Linked DNA regions of Homo sapiens: region 2 is linked to region 1. A link is an interaction called in ENCODE POLR2A ChIA-PET data of the cell type or tissue named here. Cell type or tissue: HepG2. All regions are shown on one strand. Links, peaks and the distances in the headings refer to the core of each region. The heading gives the core; the rest is flanking DNA. Region 1 overlaps ATP8B2 (ATPase phospholipid transporting 8B2). Region 2 overlaps IL6R (interleukin 6 receptor).

Region 1 (15,786 bases), core at 1,397-9,396:
GGGCTGGGGAATCTATTATAGGACAGCTCCTTGTTCTGGGACATGAATTTGATGCCTGCAGTCCCAGACCTGCAGAGGTTTCAGATAGGTTTAGCTAGATAGGTGTCACTAACTGAGTGACAGATGAGCCCTTTAAAGCTAAATGTGTGCAGATGGTACAAGGAAGGTCCAGTTAGAGAGCAACTGTTTCAATTACATTTCATTCCTCCCTCCTCTATCTCTATCTCAGTCTGCATGACCCATATCCCTGAAACGCACCCCCCACACCTTTTTCTACTTGAAGATGAGCTTTGAAATAAGGTGATGTCATTTCGGGCCAGTCAGAAGCAGTTGCTGGTGACATGTGACAACCAGAGGCTCCTGTAGGGGGGACTGCACATGGGGCTGGGATGCTCCCGCAGAGCAGCTCCAGGGCACAGGGAGCCTCCTTCTTGCCACCTACCCCACTCTCTAAATAAGGGAGAGAGCAGTACCGCGACTAGATCTGCAGTGGTCCCCAGGGGGAAGGAAGCTTTGCGTTTTCAGCGCTACTCCTTGATTATGACAATGTATGCATTAGTAATAGCAGCAAAAGGGGCTGGGGAATCCCAGGACTGTCAGTGGCTCAGATTCCTCTGGAGTGGGGGTGGGGGAGACAAACTGGGTGCTTCCAGTGGAAGACCTTGAAGTTTGGTGGTGAGGAAAAGAGAACATGTCCTGTCCTGTGAATGTAACCTGGAGAGCCGTGTGGTCAGGCTGCTGGTGAGAGGTGGACTGGAGGGAAGAATTTGATGACCCCCTCAGTTGTGGAGCTAACTCCTTAAAATGATATTCTGTGGAAAAAAACAGGGAACCCCCCAGCAAAGTGTTGGTCCAGACCTCAGTTTGCTCCTCCTGACTGCAGCATCATTTTGTTGCAGAAGAAGAAAGGAGGGCGCGGGCTAATGACCGAGAATACAATGAGAAATTCCAGTATGCGGTAAGCGACTCTAGACCACCTGTTCCCTCTCTCTGTTTGGAGAGGGGAATGGGGCAAGGACAACCTACCGTTGGGACTGAGGGCTGCCTGGGAAGAGTGCTTGGGGGAGGGGAAGCAACCTCCTCAGCCACTCTCCATCTGCTATCGTGCTGAATTTTTCATGCCTTCACCTGTCAGTGAAGCAGAATACATTGACCCCCTTGAGACTCCCTTCTCTCCTCCTCTTTCCCCCTCCCACACCTGTGTTTGCTAGCTTTTGGGGTAGAGGTCTGGGGAAGTATAAAGATGGGGGAGGCAGCCTCAGTCTGGTTCTGGGTTGGGACTGGAGACTGCTCATTATCTTCTCTCCTACTGCCATAGAGTAACTGCATCAAGACCTCCAAGTACAATATTCTCACCTTCCTGCCTGTCAACCTCTTTGAGCAGTTCCAGGAAGTTGCCAACACTTACTTCCTGTTCCTCCTCATTCTGCAGGTAGGTGACCCATAGTAGATTTTTTGCAGCTCCCCAAACTGAATAAAGCCAAGGAAGAGGAAAGGGAATGAAGGCATCAGATGGGGCCTCAGAGGCATACTTCTCTTTCTTTTTTTCAGTTGATCCCCCAGATCTCTTCCCTGTCCTGGTTCACCACCATTGTGCCTTTGGTTCTTGTCCTCACCATCACAGCTGTTAAAGATGCCACTGATGACTATGTGAGTGGTTTTCATTCTTCTATTTTGTCCCAGTCACCCACCCCTACTCCCAGCCCCACCCCCATCTCATGGCCACCTTCATCCAGCACAATTTCTTGGTGACCTTGACATCCCTTACCCGGTCCAGCTAGATCCATGATGTCTTTTTGCTGAGCGTGGGGAGAGGGAATCAGGGAGTGAACTGGTTTGTGATGGGGTGTGTATGAGGCGTTAACCAGCATGCTCTGAGTTCTACTGATCAACGAATTCCTTCGAGGCGGGGGAAGGTGTCTTACCTTTCAGTTTTCTTCTTTTCAGTTCCGCCACAAGAGCGATAACCAGGTGAATAACCGCCAGTCTCAGGTGCTGATCAATGGAATGTGAGTGCCTGTTGGAGACAAGAGCTCTGGGGACGAAGGGGGTCCCTTAGGAACCTCTTTAGCTCCTGACAGCCTCTTCACTGTCTTCTCGTTGCCTCAGCCTCCAGCAGGAGCAGTGGATGAATGTCTGTGTTGGTGATATTATCAAGCTAGAAAATAACCAGTTTGTGGCGGTAAGGGACAGGGTACCCCTCTAGGCCTGTAGGTTCTTCCTCTTCTTTGTGAGAAAAGGATGAATCTTTCCTGATTTACTGTTGCCTCTTAAACACCCGTGGCAGGAATCTTTCTCACACCAGGGGCTTCTGTGTCATGCTGATATGCCTGGAACTAGCCATTTATGCACCTGGAACTAAGCAAACCAAGAATGCTTAGTGGAAGGAGCCACCATTACAGCCCACTGGGGGTGGAGGTTTGCATATTTGGACTTCTCATTAGTTTTTCTCTCTAGGCGGATCTCCTCCTCCTTTCCAGCAGTGAGCCCCATGGGCTGTGTTACATAGAGACAGCAGAACTTGATGGGTAAGTGGCATGCTCAGTGTCAGCCCTCTCCTTCTGTCTCTTTGGAGGTAAAAAGATTGTCTTTGAATGAGGTTCTCAGGCCTGGGCTCTGTCTGAATTTGGAAAAATTAGGGGTAAGAAAGGCTTTGGATGGGATGTGTGAAGTGTTATTCAACCAGTATTTGCTGGGCTGAGCAGTTATGCACCATGCTTAGGTGTCACCAGGTAGAATTTAGAGGATGGGGAGAGGTGGGCATGGTGACTCACTCCTGTAAATCCCAGCACTTTGGGAGGCCAGTGTGGGAGGATTGCTTGAGGCCAGGAGTTTGAGACCAGCCTGGGCAAGATGGTGAGACTTCATCTCTATAAAACAAACAAACAAAAAATTTAAAAAGTTTAAAACTTAGCTGGGTATGGTGGTTTTAATGCCTATAATCCCAGCCACTTGGGAGGCTGAGGCGGGAGGATTGTTTGAGCCCAGGAGTTCGAGGCTTTAGTGAGCTATGATTGTGCGACTGCACTCCAGCCTGAGCAGCAGAGCGAGACCCCATCTGTGAAAAAAAACATTTAGAGGATGAGGAGGGAGCGGGGACTCAGAGATACTGTCCTTCCAGCGAGACCAACATGAAAGTACGTCAGGCGATTCCAGTCACCTCAGAATTGGGAGACATCAGTAAGCTTGCCAAGTTTGACGGTGAGTAATTTTGGAGGAGCAGCCTGAAGGTAGAGGAGTGGGGTTGGGTTTTGTTTGGGGGCGTTAAATTATACATTTTCCTTTGGGCTTTTTGTTGTTATTATGCAACTCCCTGGACTGTTTTGGGGAGGGGAGTGTTTGTAATGTCATGTGGCTCCCTCTTGGTTTTGAGTTTATAATTATTTCAAGGGGACTTTGTGGCTGATAGCTCCCCACTTGCTATGCATGTTGAGAGAAATTCAGCTTATTCTTTTAGCTTATTAGCTCAGAATAATAATATGTGTTCCTTATAAGACAAACCATACAGAGTGTATAAGAAAAAGTGAATAGAGGTCGGTACCATGGCTCACGCCTGTAATCCCAGCACTTTGGGAGGCCGAGGTGGGCGGATTGCCTGAGGCCAGGAGTTCGAGACCAGTCTGGTCAACATGGTGAAACCCTGTCTCTATTAAAAATACAAAAATTATTAGCTGGGCGTGGTGCTGCATGCCTGTAATCCCAGCTATTCAGGAAGCTGAGGCAGGTGAATCCCTTGAACCTGGGAGGCGGAGGTTGCAGGGAGGCGGAGGTTGCAGTGAGCTAAGATCGTGCCACTGCACTCCAGCCTGGGTGACAAGAGCGAAACTCTGTCTCAAAAAGAAAAAAAAAATACAAAAATTAGCCGGGCGTCGTGGTGTGCATCTGTAGTCCCAGCTACTTGAGAGGCTGAGGCATGAGAGTTGCTTGAACCTGGGAGGTGGAGGTTGCAGTGAGCCGAGATCGGGCCACTGCACTCCAGCGTGGGCAACACAGTGAGACACTGTCTCAAAAAAAAAAAAGAAGAAGAAAATAGCTCTTCCTTCCTCTTCTACCCTGCTGAAGTAGCCACATTAATTGACAGTCAGTGTGTGCTCATCCACACTTTTCATACATGTTTGTACAAACAAATATTAGGTCATGCTGCAGCTTTTTTTTTTTTTTTTTTTTAAATACTCCTGCCCAGGTTGGAGTGTAGTGGTGCGATCTCGGCTCACTGCATCCTCTACCTCCCAGGTTCAAGCGATCCTCGTGCCTCAGCCTCCCGATTAGCTAGAATTACAGGCTCCCACCACCACACCCGGCTAATTTTTGTATTTTTAGTAGAGACAGGGTTTCACCATGTTGGCCAGGCTGGTCTCAAACTCCTGACCTCAGCTGATCCACCCGCCTTAGCCTCCCAAAGTGCTGGGATTACAGGCATGAGCTGCCGCGCCCGGCCTGCTTCATTATTTTCCTGAAGAGTTGCATCAGCTCACACTCCTCCCAGCAGCATATGGATGGGCCCTTGCCCTTGCATCCTCTTCGCTCAGCTCATTTTCTCTTTGTTTTATTGTCTTGTGGTTAGGCTGTAGACTGGACCTTAAGCAGTGGAATTCTTGTCTCCTGTTCAGGTGAAGTGATCTGTGAACCTCCCAACAACAAACTGGACAAATTCAGCGGAACCCTCTACTGGAAGGAAAATAAGTTCCCTCTGAGCAACCAGAACATGCTGCTGCGGGGCTGTGTGCTGCGAAACACCGAGTGGTGCTTCGGGCTGGTCATCTTTGCAGGTGAGCCTCCTAGCATCCAAAGAAAGAAGGGTAAGAGTGACTCAGCCAGCCCTCACTCAGGAGTATGGGATGAGGTGGGAGAATACCTAAGGTAAAAAACCTCCAGCTGTGTATACAGGCTTCTTATCTAGCCAGTATCTCTATTCCACCCTGGTGTCCTGCAGTCTGGGGATCAGGGCAGAAGCCCAGAGGCAGATGTGTTATTTGGCTTTCCCAGCCCTTCCCATTCTTTTCCAGGTCCCGACACTAAGCTGATGCAAAACAGCGGCAGAACAAAGTTCAAAAGAACGAGTATCGATCGCCTAATGAATACCCTGGTGCTCTGGGTGAGGCGCCCCACATCTGGCTCCCTGCCCCTGCCCTCTCTTCTCCTTGGGTGCTCCTTTTCCTTTCCTCTTTCTTCTTTGGTCAGTAGACTTCAGGTTTGGCTTTAAAGCTGCTAGCAGGTCAGCTACACAAAGGCAGTGTTTATTTTAGGCTCCTTTTAGTTGGAAGATGTTATTTAAAAAAACTTCAGGAACGTGCATGAATCAACAACTTAAAGCTAAAACAAATCATCCCTTCTCTGATTCCAGTTATGATGATGACTTTGTGAAGCATGTGACCTTCTGTTTGCTTTTGCCAGGGACAAGGAGGCCTTCATGGGGATGGAGAGGGAATTAAAAGAAAAATTTCCATTTGGAAGAGGTTGGCAGGGTCTTTTCCCCCCAACTTCTAAGAACGAAGGATCCCAAAGGAAAAGTTTCTGTTTAAGTTTTTGGCAGTTCCTGAATCCTTCTCTTGTTTAGCTAGAAATCTGAACTCCTTGTTGGGCTCTCCTCCCCTTCCTGTGCCCCGACTGTCTGCTGCCTGCCCGCCACATGCCAGCTTGTGAAGGCTGGGGCTAGCCTCTGGTGAGCTTGTTTCCGCCCTGGCTTTAAAGAGTGTGCGGAAACCCAGCCTGGTGGGCGAGGTTGTCTATCACATAAGGGCTCCAGTCGCCCCCTGGTGGCCATTGGGCACCAATCTCCTATTTTGTTTCAAAGCCTAAACAGCGGAGGCAGCTTTGGAAATAGATGTAGGAAATTGGACAGTGGCCTGGTTTTTTACCAGTCTCTCCAGAGACTCCAAAATTTATAAGATTTTTGACTAATCAGGAAATCTAGACCAGGAGTGGTGGCTCACACCTGTAATCCCAGCACTTTGGGAGACCAAGGTGGGAGGATCATTTGAGCCTAGGAGTTCGAAAACAGCCTGGACACCATAGTGAGACCCTGTCTTTACAAAAAACTGAAAAATTAGCCAGGTTTGGTGGCATGCACCTGTGGTCCCAGTTACTCTGGAGGCTGAGGCGGGGGGATTGCTTGGCCTGGGAGATTGAGGCTGCGTTGAGCTAGGATCATGCCACTGCACTCCAGCCTGGGCAACAAAGCAAGACCCTGTTTCAAAAAAGAAATCTACGTTTATGAAGATAAGTTTGTTTCCCAAGTTTAAAAAAAAAAAAGGCAATCTTAGCCAGGTGCAGTGGCTCACGCCTGTAATCCCAGCACTTTGGGAGACCGAGGTGGGTGGATCACGAGGTCAAGAGATCAAGACCATCCTGACCAACATGGTGAAACCCCATCTCTACTAAAAATACAAAAAAATAGCTGGGCGTGGTGGCGGGCACCTGTAGTCCCAGCTACTTGGGAGGTTGAGGCAGGAAAATGGCGTGAACCCGGGAGGTGGAGCTTGCAGCAGTGAGCCGAGGTCGCGCCACTGCACTCCAGCCTGGGCGACAGAGCAAGGCTCCATCTCAAAAAAAAAAAAAAAAGGCCATCTATGTGAGATAGTGAACATTACCGTGGCTTGGCATTTTTGTTGGCTTGTACCTAGCCCAGGTGAATAGATTATTTACAGTAAGTTTTCTGGTATGTTAAAAGTAGCTCATCCCCACTCTTACCAACTTTGAGGACTCTGGAAGGTTTCAAGGTGCCAGATTGAGAGCTAATCAACTATTTCAGTTTCTTCATCATATAGATGAAATAATGGTCAGACAGAAGGCCACATGATAATTGGTGACAGACTAGAACCTGTCACCAGTTCTGAGCTTTTTCCACTAGAGCAGTGGTGTCCAATATTTTGGCATCCCTGGGCCACATTGGAAGAAGAATTGTCTTGGGCCACACATAAAATACACTAACATTAACAATAGCTGATAAGCTTAGAAAAAAAAAATTGCAAAAAAAAATCTCATAAATTTTTTTTTTTTTTTTTTGAGACGGAGTCTCACTCTGTCACTAGGCTGGAGTGTAGTGCAATGGCATTATCTCGGCTCACTGCAACCTCTGCCTCTCGGGTTCACGTGATTCTCCTGCCTCAGCCTCCCTAGTAGCTGGGATTACAGGTGCCCGCCACCACACCCGGCTAATTTTTTTGTATTTTTAGTAGAGATGAGAGATGGGGTTTCACCATGTTGGCCAGACTGGTCTCGAACTCCTGACCTCATGATCTGCCCGCCTTGGCCTCCCAAAGTGCTGGGATTATAGGTGTGAGTCACTGCACCTGGCCTTTTTTTTTTTTTTTTTTGAGACAGGTTCTTGCTCTGTTGCCCAGGCTGGGATGCAGTGGCATGATCTTGGCTCACTGCAATGTCTGCCTCCCGGGTTCAAGCAATTCTCATGCCTTGGACTCCTGAGTAGCTGAGACTACAGGCAAGTGCCACCAGGACTGGCTAATTTTTTTAATGTTTTTAGTAGAGACGGGGTTTCACCGTGTTGGCCAGGCTGGTCTCAAACTCCTGACCTCAGGTGATCCATCCGCCTCAACCTCCCAAAATGCTGGGATTACAGGCTTGAGCCACTGCGCCCAGCCCATAATAGTTTTTTTTTTTTTTATAATTATTTTTCATTTAACATTCAGCTGTTACCAAAATCTCATAGTGTTTTAAGAAAGTTTATGAATCTGTGTTGGGCCACATGTGGCCCAGAGACCATGGGTTGGACAAGCTTGCACTAGAGCATCTGAGCTTTTGAGGGCTCAAGGGATGAATACATCACAGATGCACTTGGTTTTGAGGGCTTCCTACATGTCAGCCTCGCCTGTGCTTCTCATTCCTCCCCAGATTTTTGGATTCCTGGTTTGCATGGGGGTGATCCTGGCCATTGGCAATGCCATCTGGGAGCACGAGGTGGGGATGCGTTTCCAGGTCTACCTGCCGTGGGATGAGGCAGTGGACAGTGCCTTCTTCTCTGGCTTCCTCTCCTTCTGGTCCTACATCATCATCCTCAACACCGTTGTGCCCATTTCACTCTATGTCAGGTATGTGCCTTCTCTGACCTGGGGTCTCTCCAGGGAGTCAGGCGGTCCCATAGAACTTTTCTTTTCTATGAAGATGAAGTCCTTGAGAAGTAACGAGAAGTCCTCTTCTTCCTGTACTGTAAACATTTGATGTTATCTGTTTATCTTTGTGGGCAGAGCAAACTTTTTACCACAGTTTCCTGGTACTTGGGACTGTATTAGAGAAAAAAAAATATTGATTTATTCAGCACCTATTTATTACATGCCTACTGTGTACAAAGAAGTGTGCTAGGTGCCATCACAAATAAAAGATGAATTAGGAATGGATCTCCTTCCTTCTAGGAGCTTACGTCTAGTAAAGGAAGGAAAATCTAAACACATTATAAAACAAAATAGGAACCAGTGCTGTAGAATTCGACCTAGAGTCTTCTATGTGAAGCTTGGGGATACAGAGATGTATAAGGTGGCCTCTGCCTTTAGCAGCAGCAGATGGATAGGTCGAGGAGGGGAGATCTGGACAGTGTCAGACTGAGATACCATGTGGGAGGCACAGGGTGCCCGGGGACTGGGAGAGTGTCGCTCCCTAAGCAGGTAGGCAGAGAGGGAGAGATGGCATTTGCTCTGGGCTTTGAGTGGTGACTGGGCTGGATGAAGGTGGAGCCACAATGGAGAGGAGGCTGAGAGGGCTGGAAGCAAAGGTGTGGAGATGGGAGCCTGGGAATGGCCTATGGAAATAGTTGGCCAGGGTCTTGGGCCAAGAGCAAGAGCTGGAAACATAGCTTGCTCCTGATTGTGGAGGCTTTTGAATATTTGCCTGTGGACTTTGTATTTACTAACCATTAAAAGTTATTGAAAAGACTGGGCACGGTGGCTCACACCTGTAATCCCAGCACTTTGGGAAGCCAAGGTGGGCGGATAACGAGGTCAGGAATTCGAGACCAGCCTGGCCAACATGTTGAAACCCCGTCTCTACTAAAAATACAAAAATTAGCCAGGTGTGGTGGTGGTTGCCTGTAATCCCAGCTACTTGGGAGGCTAAGGTAGGAGAATCGCTTGAAACCGGAAGGTGGAGGTAGCAGTGAGCCAAGATCACGCCACTGCACTCTAGCCTGGGCAACGAGCGAAACTGTGTCTCAAAAAACAACGAAACAAACAAACAAACAAAAAAGTTTTTGAAGAAAGTCAAAAGAATGTATTCTGTATTCTAAAAATGCATTCTAAGTGTTACAGCTCTTTTAGAATTTGTCTAGCAGGTTTTCCAGTTTTCACTGGAACCCCTCCCCCACAAAAAGAAAAAAATGCATTCTAAAAAAAAACTAAAGAATGCTTTAGGAAGTATTGACTGGCAGTAGTGTACAGCATGAATAGGATCAAGGCAACATGTAGGATGTTTGAGGTAAAGAGAATGTTAGCAGGGACAGGCCAGTGAGAATGAAGGGGAGGATCGGAGGAAGACGAGGCAGGAGGAATGGCCAGGGGAAAGGAACTTTCTTGCTTAGTGCCTTGCACTTGAGATAAGGGAACCTGTGACATTTTTAAGGAAATGTTTTATGGAGGTGCTGAAAACTTGTCCTGTCTCCCATCTTTTGTTCATACAGATTCCCCAAATAGCCCTCAACTCTCTCCCAGCCCCCAATCTTACTGCTGGTGATAATAAATAGAAGATACAGCATTTCTGTGCTGAGAGAATATAGTTTAGGCTTTTCCAGGGTGTGAAGAGGAGAGTTGGGAGGTTCTGGGTTTAGTCCTGCCTCCTCACTGGCCATGTGACCTCAGGAAAATCCACGGTCACTCAGGGCCTCACTTGATCTTAGTTTTCCCACGTGAAACAGGAACAGGAGTACTTGTCTCACCTTTTAATAGGATGTCTTGATATAAGATATTGGCTTAGAAGATACATTTTAAACTTAAGTGACTGTACAGTTACTGGGTGGTAGCCTGCTCATTGTGACTGTTGCCACTCCCTTCTGCATTACTATTTAAATGCCTTTGTGCTTACAACCTAATTTTGTTTTCCCACCTATGGGCTTTGCTATCTGTGTTTTGTATCTCAGTTCACTTGAAGCCCTTGGGAGCAGCTAAAGCAGTTTTCTTTCTGAGTCTCATCAGGTCACAGTGTGTATGTTTCGGGAGGCTAAGAGGGGGTTGAAGAGCTGTGTGAGGAAAAGGCCCTTTGGAATGTGAAGACATTCCCATTTGCCTGGTAATGGGATCCTGATAGGTGCCTTAGTCAGGTGGGAAGCAGGGCTCTCGATAGGGCCCCATTGCTCGGCTGCACTGGACCTAAACATGGCCCTTTCTGGAAATGCTAACAGTGCATATGATTAGCAAAGAAGAGGATACGAACAGACCTGGAGATGTTAAAGGCACTATAGGGGCCAGGCATGGTGGCTGTCGCCTGTAATCCCAGCACTTTGGGCGGTGGAGGCGGGAGGATCTCTTGAGTTCAGGAATTCAAGACCAGTGTGGGCAACACAGCGAGATCCCATCTCTACAAAAAATGAAAATTAGCCAGGTGTGGTGGTGTGCACCTGTAGTCCCAGCTACTAGGGAGGCTGAGGTGGGAGGATTGCTTGAGCCCAGGAGTTTGAGGCTACAGTGAGCTATGATTACACTACTGCACTCCAGCTTGGGTGACAGAGACCCTAGCTCAAAAAACAAACAAGCAAACAACAACCACCACAATGCGCTGTGCCATTGTGAAGTGGTGGTGTTCTGCAGATGCCCAGGGCCCTCTCCCTCTGGAGTCAGCACCTCAGCCCTGCCCGGTGTTCAGAATCAGGAATGTAGTGCCCCAAGCCCAGGGTGGAAGGAGCGCACCCAGCCTGTGGTGGGACAGTGACGAGTGGGCTTCAAGCCTTCTCCATTTCCCCTCCCCGGTGCCACCCCTCTTTGAGGTGGCGTCTGTGTTGCTGTGGCATGCACAGCACCCTCATTATTTCTCTCTCTCTTTTCTCTCCCCTCCCTCTGGCACTTTCTCTTGTTTTTCTCTGCATGGTTTCTGTATTATTAGTCCTGAGGTAAGAACTGGCCGAGTGCCTTGTCTACAGCCCCTTTTCCTCCTTTGCTGTCTGTCCTGCCCACCCAGGCCCTTTGCACCTTCTTGTCTGGAGAGCATCAGGAGGGTCGGGTCGGGGCGTTCCTCTGCTGGCTGTGTGCAGCCGGCTCCACCTTCAGGCTCTCCTTGCCCTTTCCCACCCAGGTTTCTGTGCCCAGGTGTCTTCTCCGTTCTTGTCTCTCCCCAGGCGGAGGGCCTGCAGCGAAGGCCCATGTGGGTGGGGCACCTCCTCTTCTTCCCGACCCAAGCCTCACCTCTTGTCCCCTGTGCAGTGTGGAGGTCATCCGTCTGGGCCACAGCTACTTCATCAACTGGGATAAGAAGATGTTCTGCATGAAGAAGCGGACGCCTGCAGAAGCCCGCACCACCACCCTAAACGAGGAGCTGGGCCAGGTGGAGTACATCTTCTCCGACAAGACGGGCACCCTCACCCAGAACATCATGGTTTTCAACAAGTGCTCCATCAATGGCCACAGCTATGGTATGGTGGCACCACTGGGGACTGGGGGCTTGCACCTCGCCTGGAAGGACAGTGGAACTGGGGCCCCACAGTTTCCTTAACATTGGTTTTTTCTTCCTTCCTAGTTGGGTCTGAGGGGCCTAGAAGAAAGGGTCCATCCTGGCCAGGCACGGTGGCTCATGCCTATAGTCATAGCACTTTGGGAGGCTGAGGTGGGAGGATTGCTCGAGCCCAGGAATGCGAGACCAGCCTGGGCAACATAGTGAGACCACATCCCTACAAAAAATTTAAAAATTAGCCAGGTATGGTGGCATGCACCTGTGGTCTCAGCTGGCCAGTGACTCAGGAGGCTGAGATGGGAGGATCACTTGAGCCTGGGAGGTCAAGGCTGCAGTGAGCCATGATCTTCCACTGCACTCCAGCCTGGGCGACAGAATGAGGCCCTGTCTCTCGAGAAAAATCCACACACAAAGAAGAGGTCCATTCTGTGTCCCATGTCAAGAAGCAGATCCTGGCTGGGCGCAGTGGATCACCTGAGGTCAAGTGTTCGAGACCAGCTTGGCCAACATGGTGAAACTCCGTCTCTACTAAAAATACAAAAAATAGCTGGGCGTGGTGGCAGGTGCCTGTTTTCCCAGCTACTCGGGGGGCTGAGGCAGGAGAATTGCTTGAATCCAGGAGGTGGAGGTTACAGTGAGCCGAGTTTGCGCCATTGTACTCCAGCCTGGGCGACAAGAGTGAAAGTCTATCAAAAAAAAAAAAAAAATTAGATTCTGAGAGTCCTCCCCTTGTCCTCTCCTGATGCCCTGACCCTGGTCTCAGCTCCAGGAATTAGGGGAGCTCCTTGGCTGTTTGAAGTGAGACACTGGCCTCTGGGCATCCTGGCCAGGCGGAACCCTGCTAGACTCTCCCCTGTTGCTGCTCAGGGTCCTTGTGAGTCTGTGGAATGTGGCTGTGGTTGGACTTCCCAGTGTGGCCCGTGGCTGTGCTGCTGGGATGGCCTGGGGCAGCATGTGGGGCTGACTTTTATGCAGAGTGTGGACCCCTCTTGTGACTGCTTTCTGTACTGACTGATGCCTTTCGGTCAGTGTCTGAGCCTTGTCTGCTGCTCAGGTCTAATGGGTGCAAGGAGGCCTGGGAGGTGTGGAATTGGAGCTGCCCTGAGGGGGGTGCCGCCTAGGGTAGAGACAGGGATGGTGAGCAGTGGGTGCCGGGGCTCTTTCATGGCCAGGCCTTGGGGTTCTGGAATCTAGGGTGCCTGATGCCTCCTATCCCGCGAGTCAGCAATGTGACTGAGTGACTCACACTGTGACAGCTGCTCAGCGATTAGGGTTGAGGGGCTCAGTGCCTACGGGGATTCTGCATTGGAGATGTTTTTCCATGCTCTGGAGCTCTCTGGCTCTGACATTGCTTCTTTTTCTGCCCTGGCTGTATGTAGGTGATGTGTTTGACGTCCTGGGACACAAAGCTGAATTGGGAGAGGTAAGATTCAGTCTCCCTAATTCTATGTGCCAGTGAAACAGGGTGCCTGGCCAGTAACAGTGTAGTCAGGAGTGATGTGTTGTCTGGATAGGAAATGGAAGCTGCTTGGAGAAATGGGTGTTTTAAGGCAGAACTGGTGATGACGGAAGTGGAAATTTTGAGGTCCACCGTGGACAGGAGCCTACTGAGAGTTGGGAGGGCAGGGATGAACCCTTCCCCGGGATGCAGCCTGGCACTCTAGCCTTTCCTAAGAGCCTTCTTATGTGTTTCAGAGGCCTGAACCTGTTGACTTCTCCTTCAATCCTCTGGCTGACAAGAAGTTCTTATTTTGGGACCCCAGCCTGCTGGAGGCTGTCAAGATCGGGGACCCCCACACGCATGAGTTCTTCCGCCTCCTTTCCCTGTGTCATACTGTCATGTCAGAAGAAAAGAACGAAGGTGGGCCGAGGAGCCGGCTCGCACTCTCCTGACCTGACTCTGCCCTTGGGCTCTGCTCTGCTCTGCAATGCGGCTGGGCTGGGGCTTCCTGGGCGGGGCACGTGGCTGAGGGAAGCCACTTATATCACGTGTATTCTTCCTCCCCACCCAGGAGAGCTGTACTACAAAGCTCAGTCCCCAGATGAGGGGGCCCTGGTCACCGCAGCCAGGAACTTTGGTTTTGTTTTCCGCTCTCGCACCCCCAAAACAATCACCGTCCATGAGATGGGCACAGCCATCACCTACCAGCTGCTGGCCATCCTGGACTTCAACAACATCCGCAAGCGGATGTCGGTCATAGGTGAGGCCAGGCCTGGGGTGCTGGGGCGTTTGGGGACAGCATTCAGGCCTGGAATGGGTGAAGTGTGCCGGGTGACTCTTGATGTGTTTATGTTGGGGGTCTTTGCCTGTCTGAATTTTTCTGGCACTTTCTTCACCTGCCCCATTCATAGTGCGGAATCCAGAGGGGAAGATCCGACTCTACTGCAAAGGGGCTGACACTATCCTACTGGACAGACTGCACCACTCCACTCAAGAGCTGCTCAACACCACCATGGACCACCTTAATGTGGGTGTGAGGAGAGGAGGGGCCAGCCTGGGGGGTTCTACTCTTAGTGTGGGGGAGGCGACTTAAGTTTGTTTTATTGTGTAAATTTAAGGTCTACAACGTGATGTTTTGATGTGTATATATAGTGAAGTGATTACTACAGTCAGACAACTTAACACATCAGCCAGCTCCCATAGTTACCTCTTTTTATGTATGTGGTGACAGTCCCTAACTGTGGAATGTGGCACACACCCAGTCTACAGTGCAGGATTATTCATTGTCGCCCTCACGCTGTCCATTAGCTCTCCAGACTTACCCAGGTGTGCCTTTCCACTCTGCCTCCAGGAGTACGCAGGGGAAGGGCTGAGGACCCTGGTGCTGGCCTACAAGGATCTGGATGAAGAGTACTACGAGGAGTGGGCTGAGCGACGCCTCCAGGCCAGCCTGGCCCAGGACAGCCGGGAGGACAGGCTGGCTAGCATCTATGAGGAGGTTGAGAACAACATGATGGTACGGGCTGCGGGACGGGCCAAGGATGGGCACGGAGGGCTCATGCCTGCAATTCTTGTGCCAGGAATCCTTGTGGTATTTTCAGCTGCTGGGTGCAACGGCCATTGAGGACAAACTTCAGCAAGGGGTTCCAGAGACCATTGCCCTCCTGACACTGGCCAACATCAAGATTTGGGTGCTAACCGGAGACAAGCAAGGTGAGAGCCCAGCAGGGCAGAGCCAGTTGCAACTGACAGTAGCCCTGTTGGACCCTTGCATGGAGCCGAGGACATCAGGCAGGCAAGTGTGCTGACCTTGTTGGGTGCCTGTCCGTAGCTCCTGCGTTCTCTCTTGGTAGAGACGGCTGTGAACATCGGCTATTCCTGCAAGATGCTGACGGATGACATGACTGAGGTTTTCATAGTCACTGGCCATACTGTCCTGGAGGTGCGGGAGGAGCTCAGGTAAACAAGAAGCCCAGGGGAGGCGGTGCTGTGCGTTGTGCCCAGGGCTCAGGTGGGGGTTTCTGGACCATTTAGACTTGAATCCCTGCTCCCCACTGCCGTTCTGGAAGACCACAACCGTATCATTTCCACCTCGACAGGAAAGCCCGGGAGAAGATGATGGACTCATCCCGCTCCGTAGGCAACGGCTTCACCTATCAGGACAAGCTTTCTTCTTCCAAGCTAACTTCTGTCCTGGAGGCCGTTGCTGGGGAGTACGCCCTGGTCATAAATGGTCACAGCCTGGTAGGCATCGCTATCCTTAGCTTGGGCAGTATCTTTCCAGTGAGCACTTCTGTCCAGGGCTTTTATATCTTGTTCTAATTTCCCCTGATTTCAGAGAAGACTGGTCTCAAAGGGGACTGGGAGGAGCTGAGACTCCCAGGTGTCTCCTGGAAAGACTGGCTCTCTCAGGTTTCTCTGTGCTCCAGGCCCACGCACTGGAGGCAGACATGGAGCTGGAGTTTCTGGAGACAGCGTGTGCCTGCAAAGCTGTCATCTGCTGCCGGGTGACCCCCTTGCAGAAGGCACAGGTGGTAGAACTGGTCAAGAAGTACAAGAAGGCTGTGACGCTTGCCATTGGAGACGGAGCCAATGATGTCAGCATGATCAAAAGTGAGTGTGGGCTGTGCAGGTGTGTAGGCTGGGCTTGAGGCTGGGGAGGGGCCCACTGAGGTCTCTGGACTGCAGAAGAATGACGGGAAGGGGGTTGTAACTTGGTAGGCTCTAAAGTGTGTGGCCGG
Region 2 (8,000 bases), core at 1-8,000, 84 kb after region 1:
GGCCAGTTCTGTGGAGGGAATGGTAGTGTCTTCTGGCTCCTGCTGCTGGCCGGCAAAACTATATTAGTTGTTGGGGCCCGGGACCCACCCTCACTTCTTGGTGTAGTCGGTCATCTTTTTGGGTGTGTTGAAGAAGAGGATCTGGTGGCCTCGGTAAAAGGGATTTTCTCATAGGCTTTCTTGATGCACCCGGCCATCTCATCCCTGATAGTGTCAAGCAGGATGTCGATGAAGACGGTGTAGCTCTTGGCGAGGATGTTACCCTTGGCCAGGAACACTTTGTTGTAGCTGCCCTCCATTAGGTATTGCTCCAGGGACACAGGGTTTTTGGTGTAGACATTGGTCTGGATGTCCTTGGCAGGCAGCCACTCCAGCTCCATGTGGAACTCAGCCACCCGCTTCTGGGACAGCAGGAAGAGGAGATTGAGGCCCAAGAGCTGGTGCATGTAGGCTGACTGGGGAAGCTGTTCCTTGTAATCAAAGTAGCAGCATTTGAGCTGGGTCATGTGGCGCTGGAAGGAGGGGATGTCCTCGCATAGGATGCTCCACTGGCCCCGATCTTCAGTATGTCACGGGCCAGAATGAGCTGCTGTTTGGTCAGCTTGGTCCCTGTGGTTGGCAAGAAGTTGAGCTCCAGAAGAACTAGCTTGAGGCAGCCCAGCTCTTCCCTGCACTTGCTAAGATTGGGGCTTTTACGGTTCCACTCGCCCTTGAGTTGCTTGTACTTGCCGTCCTCAGCCTGCAGGACAGGGCCCTAGGTCGCCAGGGGCCCGGAGCTCAAGGCGCCGGCTGCACTGTTCACCTCCACCCCCATTCCAATATTTTAAAAGATTCTCCTTTTCTGGTATTGTTAAAAGTTTTAAAAGTTTAAATATTTGATCCATTTTGAATTTATTAATATTATGGATGAGGTATGAAGTCTGACTCCAGCTTTTTCTTTCCAGTTGTCACCTGACATCTCTTTACAGTTTATTGAATTCATCTTTCCCCCACCAATTTTCAAAGTTACATTTTAAATCTACCAAATTCCTGTATACTTGGGTTTATACGCCTCTTGGCATAGCGAGTAGTTAAAAGCACAAATTCTGAGGCCCAATTGTCTGGACTTGAATGCAGGTCACCCCTAATTAGCTATATAACCTCAGTCTCTTCTTCTGTCAAATAGACTATTGAGAAGATCAAGTTAGTTAATCTATGTAGCACACTTAGAAACTGCCTGTATGTGTAGCAAGCACTTAGACTAAGTTATTTTTTTAATGTGGTAAAAACACATAATATAAAATGTATCAGCCGGGTGCAGTGGCTCACACCTGTAATCCCAGCACTTTGGGAGGCCGAGGCAGGTGGATCATTTGAGGTCAGGAGTTTGAAACCAGCATGACCAACATGGTGAAACCCCATCTCTACTAAAAATACAAAAAGTAGCCAGCTGTGGTGACAGGCACCTGTAATCCCAGCTACTCCGGAGGCTGAGGCAAGAGGGGAGGCAGAGGTTGCAGTGAGCCACGATTGTGCCACTGCACTCCAGCCTGGGCGACAAGAGTAAGACTCCATCTCAAAAAAAAATAAAATAAAATAACCATTTTAAAGTATACAGATCAGTAGTGCAGACTAAACTATTTTTTATTTTTATTAGTTCTGAACTTTCTAGTCTCTTCCATAATTTGGTCTCCCTATTCATGTGCCAGTATCGCACTGTTTTAATTATGTAGTTTTATTTTTTCCTTCCTATTTTTTTAGAGGAAGGGTCTCACTCTGTTGCCAAGGCTGGAGTGCAGTGTCTTGATCATAGCTCACTGCAACCTTGAACTCCTGGACTCACGCAATCCTCTTGCCTTGGCTTTCTGAGTAGCCAGGACCACAGGTGCATGACACCATGACTGGCTAATTTAAAAAAAAATTTTTTTTTTTTTTTTTGTAGAGATGGAGTTTTGCTATGTTGCCTAGGCTGGTCTTGAGCTCCTGGTCTCAAGAGATCCTCCCGCCTCAGCCTCCCAAAGTGTTGGCATTACAGGCATGAGCCACTGCACCTGGCCAAGTAAACTTTAGAGATTAATTAGGGAACACTGATGTATTTTTAATGCCGAGTCTTCCTATCTCTTGGTAGGCCTGATGGGGCTTATGATGAGGGAGGAGGAGCTGGGGCAGGAGAGCCCGACATTCAGGTCTCACTGAGGGGAGATGTGCCCAGGACACTTCCACTGGAACTGCTTCCTTGATGGTGATGTGGAGTGAGCTGGACCAGTGTGTGCGTGCATGTGTCTACCCAAGCTCATGGCACATGGGGGAGCGGAGGGGGTGGGGATGGCTCAGCAGTGATTGGAATGCAAGAGTGGGGACTTTGGGGCCTGTATGAAAAAGTGTTATGGCAGAGTGACACACCTACGAAAGAGTGTGGTCAGCATAGGCCTCACACTGGGTGGGTTTTTACAAACTGAACACATGCATGGAACCACCATTCAGAATAAGAACTGAACAGAAGCATCCTCAGGGGAGCCCTGAAATCCCCCTATGCACACCCCTCAAACCTCCCCTTATCCCTCCCAGCTGCTCCATCCACACCTCCACGTGACTTCTTAAATCTTCAGCTTTGCTGCCTCATAGCTAAGGGGGTCAGGGAGGGGAAGCTGGGGGGTCTGTAGATATGGAATGGGGGTGCGTACATCAGGTCCCTCCCTCTCCCTGCCCTCCTGCCACCTTCCAGAAGCACATAAAAAAAATCTGACTGAGGGCCAGCCTCTTTGTTATACTCTGAGACTGTGCTCAGAGATAGAAGACAAGACCCCTAGGCCATGCTTCTGGGAAGGCAGAGGGCTGCGTGTTAAGCCTGGACCGAGAGTCCCAGAGCCCAGCTCCGGTCCTGACACCATGCACTGCTGTGTGACTTCTGGGCCCTGGTTCTCCTCATCCACCAAAATGAGCAGGTTGGCCTGAGTCGTCCTTAAGAGTCCTGTATAGCCTTAAAACAGCGCTCCTTATCTCAGCACCCTACACACTGGCTGTAGCTTCTCCTCACTGTCCCTTTCAGGACCAAAATACTGGGTGTATCCATCTGCAGGTACCAATGGCTTTCTTCTAAGGCCCTGCTGCGTCCTGCTTTTAATCTCTTTATTTCTCTATCTGCTCCTGGGGTTAGGTTTGGGCCAGGGAGTGGATTGTTTGCCCTCCTTAGATATCCTTTCTTTTTTTGAGACAGGGTTGCCCAGGGTGGAGTGCAGTGGTGCGATCTCGGCTCACTGCAAACTCCATCTCCGGGGTTCAAGTGATTCTCCTACCTCAGCCTCCCGAGTAGCTGGGATTACAGGCATGCACCACTATGCCCAGCTAATTTTTTTTTTTTTTTTTTTTTGAGATGGAGTTTCACTCTTGTTGCCCAGGCTGGAGTGCAGTGGCATGATCTCAGCTCACTGCAACCTTCCGGTTTCAAGCGATTCTCCTGCCTCAGCCTCCCAAGTAGCTGGGATTACAGGCACCCGCCACCATACCCGGCTAATTTTTGTATTTTTAGTAGAGACAGGATTTCACCATGTTGGCCAAGCTGATCTCAAACTCCTGACCTTGTGATCCGACCTTCTCTGTCTCCCAAAGTGCTGGGATTACAGGCGTGAGCCACTTCACCCGGCCTAATTTTTGTATTTTTTGGTATGGATGGGGTTTCACCATTTTGGCTAGGCTGGTCTTGAACTCCTGATCTCAGGTGATCCGCCAGCCTCAGCCTCCCAAAGTGCTGAGATTACAGGCGTGAGCTGCCGCACATGGCCTTAGATATCTTTTCCTCTAATTAGTTTATAATCTCTGAGAGTTGACCCAGGTTGTACCTTCTTGGACTGGAGCCAGGTGGTTATCTCTGATGCTGCCAGAGGAGGATTAGATGTTTTATCTCCTGAGTTGGTCACACGCGCACGTGGGTCTCTGAGTCAGCATTGAGCATTACCTGTTTATGGGTCCAAAGGAGCCTCCCTCCCAGACCCTCTCTCCAGCAGTGTACAGTCCATCGTGTGGATGGGAGGAAGGCAAGGCCAAGGTAAATACTGACTCAGACAAATACAAGCAGGTACAAGAAGTACAAATACATATGTGGGGGAGGAGGGAGCAGGGGCCTGCCAGCCAAAGCTAGTCATCTGAGAAGAGGGGGTTGCGGACAGGTGGGGCTGGGAGCTGAGTCAGAGAAGGTTGCTGGGCCTCCCATTAGAGCCTGGGAGCCTTGACTTGCCGTAGCCTGCGGCCTTGCCTCTTCCTGGACAGTGGCCGAGGGTGCCCTCTGAAATGTTAAGGAGAAATGAATGGGCCCAGATGGTGGGGTGACTTGGGGAGGACGCGAGATTTGGAGTCCAAGGGGAGGCAGTTTTAGGCTCTAACTCATCCTATACACGCTGCGGCTGTGGGGGAAGGGAGAGAAAGGCCAAGGGCACGACTCCTGGCTCCTGAGAGTCCCCAGTGCCCCATTAGGTTGGCAGCTGCAGTGATGGCGCTGACCCCCCCTTGTGCACACCCCTCAAGCCTCAGCATTCCCTTCCCTGGGCCTCTGAAGGGTGGAAAGATGTGAGAAGAGCAGGGAAGAGGAGAGGAAATTGGGAGAGGGGGAGAGAGAGGGTGGTGGGGAGCCCAGAGAAGGGAGCTGGGGGTGGAGCATGGAGAGGTACCTGGGCCAAGTAGAGAGAGGCTTTGGCCAGGCTCATCTGGGTCCAGCGTGGATTCCCTCATGCATGAGCTGTGTGAATTTGGGCAAGTTCCCTAACTTCTCTGATCTCTTGTTGCCTCAACAATGAAATGGGGACAAGACTTCCTCCCTGGCAGACTTTTTGTGAGTAGTGTGCTCTTAGGGAAAGCCCAGGGCGCAGGGTAAGTGTCCCAGTTGCTAATGATTGTTATGGTTATTATCACATCAAAGCCAGGAGCCAGTCTCAGTCCAAAGATGGAGAATGCAAGAACAGGTGACCAAGAGCACTGGGACTTGTCCTAGCCCTCGTGGGACCAAATTCTATACTTGTTTCCATGTGGACACAAGGTGTCCACAGGCTTCTCCTGGAGGCTTCTCAGCACCCACCTACTTTTAGATCAAGACCATTATTGCTGACAGGGGACCTTTGTTTCCTCTGTAGCCCCTTCTGAAATCCTATGCCTTTGCAACCCAAGAAGCTGGGTTAGGCTGGGGGCCTCCTGTGCTGCCAGCTGGCCTGGGCAGCGGGGACCTGCGTCTCTGCTCAGAAACTGGGGTGGTGAGATGGGATTAGCAGGCACGAGCCAAGCCTGTGTCCTCGGTGGCAGGCCAGGCAGCTGGTTCACCGCTTACATAAACGGGGCCAGGAAGCTGAACTTGTTTTTGCTGGCAAGAGCTGCGGCAAGCTGCAAGAGAGTTGAGAAATATGTGTCTCCGTGTGCGTGTTTTTCTCTGGTTATTGACATTTGCAAGTTTACTTGAAGAGGGGGAAAAAGTAGAAAAACAACAAAGCTGTTTGGATTCCTGGCACCCAAACTTAGGTCCCAACTGGGGAGGAACCCCACTTTCCCAGAGCTGTGCTGCAGGGTCCCCAGACCAAAGGGTGTCTGGGCCATGGTGGGGGTCCCAGTGTCCCTGGGAGGGGGAATCCTAGGCCACCGGGGCAGGGAGATATGGGCTTGCTTGTTGGGAGTTACTAGGACCTAAACTCTCTTTCCCTTGAGGAATGGGAGGCAAGGGAGGTTGTGGGAATTTTCCCTCCCCTAGAGCTCTCCAGGGAGAAAGAAGCATTTTTCTGAGGGCACTGGGATGATCTGGTCATCATCCTTCTCCCAAAGCCATCAACTATTAAATAATAAATCCATAGATTCATTATGTGTTTTCAAGCTGAGTATTGTTTGCTTCCTGCCCTCTGAGAGCTAATGATTGGGCGCCATGGGATGCTAGACCGCAGGAGTGGGGGCCTGTGGGGGATCTACAGGTCACAGTCTGAATCCTCATTTCACAGAGAAGGCCAGTGGGCTCTGCCAGGGGCGGTGACGTGCCCATGGCTGCCTGTGAGTCATCACAAGACCAGGAATAGAACTCAGGTCACCTGACAGCACAGAGCTGTTTCCTCTACACCAAGGGGCCTCCTGCTTGTGGAGATGTACTTTATTTTATTTTATTTATTTATTTATTTATTTATTTATTTTCAAGAAGGAGTCTCGCCCAGGCTGGAGTGCAGTGGTGCAATCTCAGCTCACTGCAGCCTTCGACTCACTGCAGCCTCTGCCTCCCGGATTCAAGCGATTCTCATGCCTCAGCCTCCTGAGTAGCTGGGATTACAGGCACACACCACCAAGCCTGGCTAATTTTTGTATTTTTAATAGAGACAGGGTTTCACCATGTTGGCCAGGCTGGTCTCGAACTCCTGACCTCAAGTGATCCACCCGTCTCAGCCTCCCAAAGTGCTGAGATTACAGGCGTGAGCCACTGCACCCTACTGAGATGTACTTTATATTAAAGAACAAATCAAGGCAGACTGTACGTTTGTGTCAGCCCAACCCCACACAATTAATAGTCAGTGATTAAACTGACCAGACCAGACCAGACACCAACACTGACTGTTGAGGAGGAGCTTGGGGGTTTGTTTTCGGGAGGCAATACTGCCTCCTTTTGTGATCTTAGTCCCAGGTGAGGTGCTTCCTTGTCCTCTCTGCAGAATCCCATTCTTTCTTAGCCTGGGCTGAAGCTGCTCCCTCCCTGTATGTGACCCTGGCCTTGGCGCAGTCCTTGGGTGCTCTTCCTCCCTCCTGCCTCTGCGCTGCTTCATGATGCACAGGAGCCAAGGAGGGGCAGGGGACAGTCGGTTTTTTCTCAGGGAGATTGGAAGAGAACAGAAACAAGAAGCAATGGAATGCTCCTGTCCTGGAGGTTGGTGGGGCAGTGGGGAGAGGTGGGGAAGCCATTGAGCCTGCACATACTTTTGACAGGCTTGGCTCATGCCTGCCAACCCCATCCCACCGCCTGGGTTTCTGAGCAGGGACATGGGTCCCCACTGCCCAGGCCAGCTGGCAGCACAGGATGGCCTCCAACCTAACCCAGGCTCTTGGGTTGCAAAGGCATAGCATTTCAGAAGGGGCCACAGAGGAACCAAAAGTCCCCCTGCCTGTGGAGTCAGGCCTGATCTCTTTGAGGGTGCTCACACCCTCCATGTTCCCCTGTAGGTCTTCCTTCCCTCCTTACTGCATTTCAGATACTCCAGACACCAGCCCTCCCCAGAACTCTCACTGTTTTTTGTTTTTTTGAGACACAGTCTTGCTCTGGGTCCCAGGCTGGAGTGCAGTGGCACAATCACAGCTCACTTCAGACTTGACCTCCTGGGCTCAAGTGATCCTTCTGCCACAGCCTCCCAGATAGCTGGGACCGCAGACATGTGTCACCATGCCCAGCTAATTTTAGAGTTTTTTGGTAGAGATGGAGTTTTGCCGTGTTGCCCAGGCTGGTCTCAGCCACCTGGGCACAAACGATCCTCCCATCTCAGCCTCCCAATGTGCTGGGATGACAGGCGTAAGCCACGATGCCTGGTGACTCTCAATTCTTTTTTTTTTAATTATTATTATTATTATTTTGGAGATAGAGTTTCACTTTTGTGGCCCAGGCTGGAGTGCAATGGTGCAATCTCAGTTCACTGCAATCTCTGCCTCCTGGGTTCAAGTGATTCTCCTGCCTCAGCCTCCTGAGTAGCTGGGATTACAGGTGTGTGCCACCACGCCCGGCTAATTTTGTATTTTTAGTATGGGGTTTCTCCATGTTGGTCAGGCTGCTCTCAAACTCCCGACCTCAGGTGATCTGCCCGCCTCGGCCTCCCACAGTGCTGGGATTACAGGCGTGAGCCACGGCGCCTGGTGACTCAGTTCTTAATGCCTTGCATATACTGTTCTCTCTTTATGGAATGTAACTCCCTGTGGCTCCACTTATCAAACCCCCACTCATTTATCAAGGCCCCAATAAAATCTCTCTTCCCCCTTTAGAATAATTGATCCCTCTTCTTAGTTCCCTCAGTATGTTGGAGACA

The links. Peaks named below come from ENCODE experiments on the same cell type or tissue, not always from the same donor. Only the 100,000 strongest peaks of a DNase experiment are listed, where the experiment ranks them.
Region 2: POLR2A ChIA-PET joins it to region 1 with 29 read pairs; 9 of 35 experiments call an interaction of 5 or more read pairs at or near these places.

The regions. Positions count from the first base shown.
Region 1 is chr1:154,329,497-154,345,282 of GRCh38, forward strand. ATP8B2 (ATPase phospholipid transporting 8B2) reads left to right here. Exons shown (of 28, transcript NM_001370597.1): 3 at 900-958; 4 at 1,319-1,432; 5 at 1,552-1,650; 6 at 1,948-2,009; 7 at 2,110-2,182; 8 at 2,458-2,528; 9 at 3,122-3,201; 10 at 4,611-4,769; 11 at 5,007-5,095; 12 at 7,852-8,048; 13 at 11,358-11,566; 14 at 12,984-13,027; 15 at 13,300-13,465; 16 at 13,617-13,805; 6 more. It also overlaps the pseudogene RNU7-57P. Among named protein-coding and RNA genes, the nearest start is that of ATP8B2, 12 kb to the left of the region's middle. RefSeq lists an enhancer at 1,125-2,324. In HepG2, for the core only: a CTCF peak has its summit at 5,746 (motif pointing left); DNase peaks (open chromatin) are centred at 5,015, 5,365 and 5,725; H3K4me3 peaks cover 593 bases.
Region 2 is chr1:154,414,409-154,422,408 of GRCh38, forward strand. All of the region lies in intron 1 of IL6R (interleukin 6 receptor), which reads left to right. It also overlaps the pseudogene PSMD8P1. Among named protein-coding and RNA genes, the nearest start is that of IL6R-AS1, 12 kb to the left of the region's middle. RefSeq lists an enhancer at 3,805-4,318. In HepG2, for the core only: no CTCF peak of the experiment used is centred there; DNase peaks (open chromatin) are centred at 3,993, 5,313 and 5,973; H3K4me3 peaks cover 1,361 bases.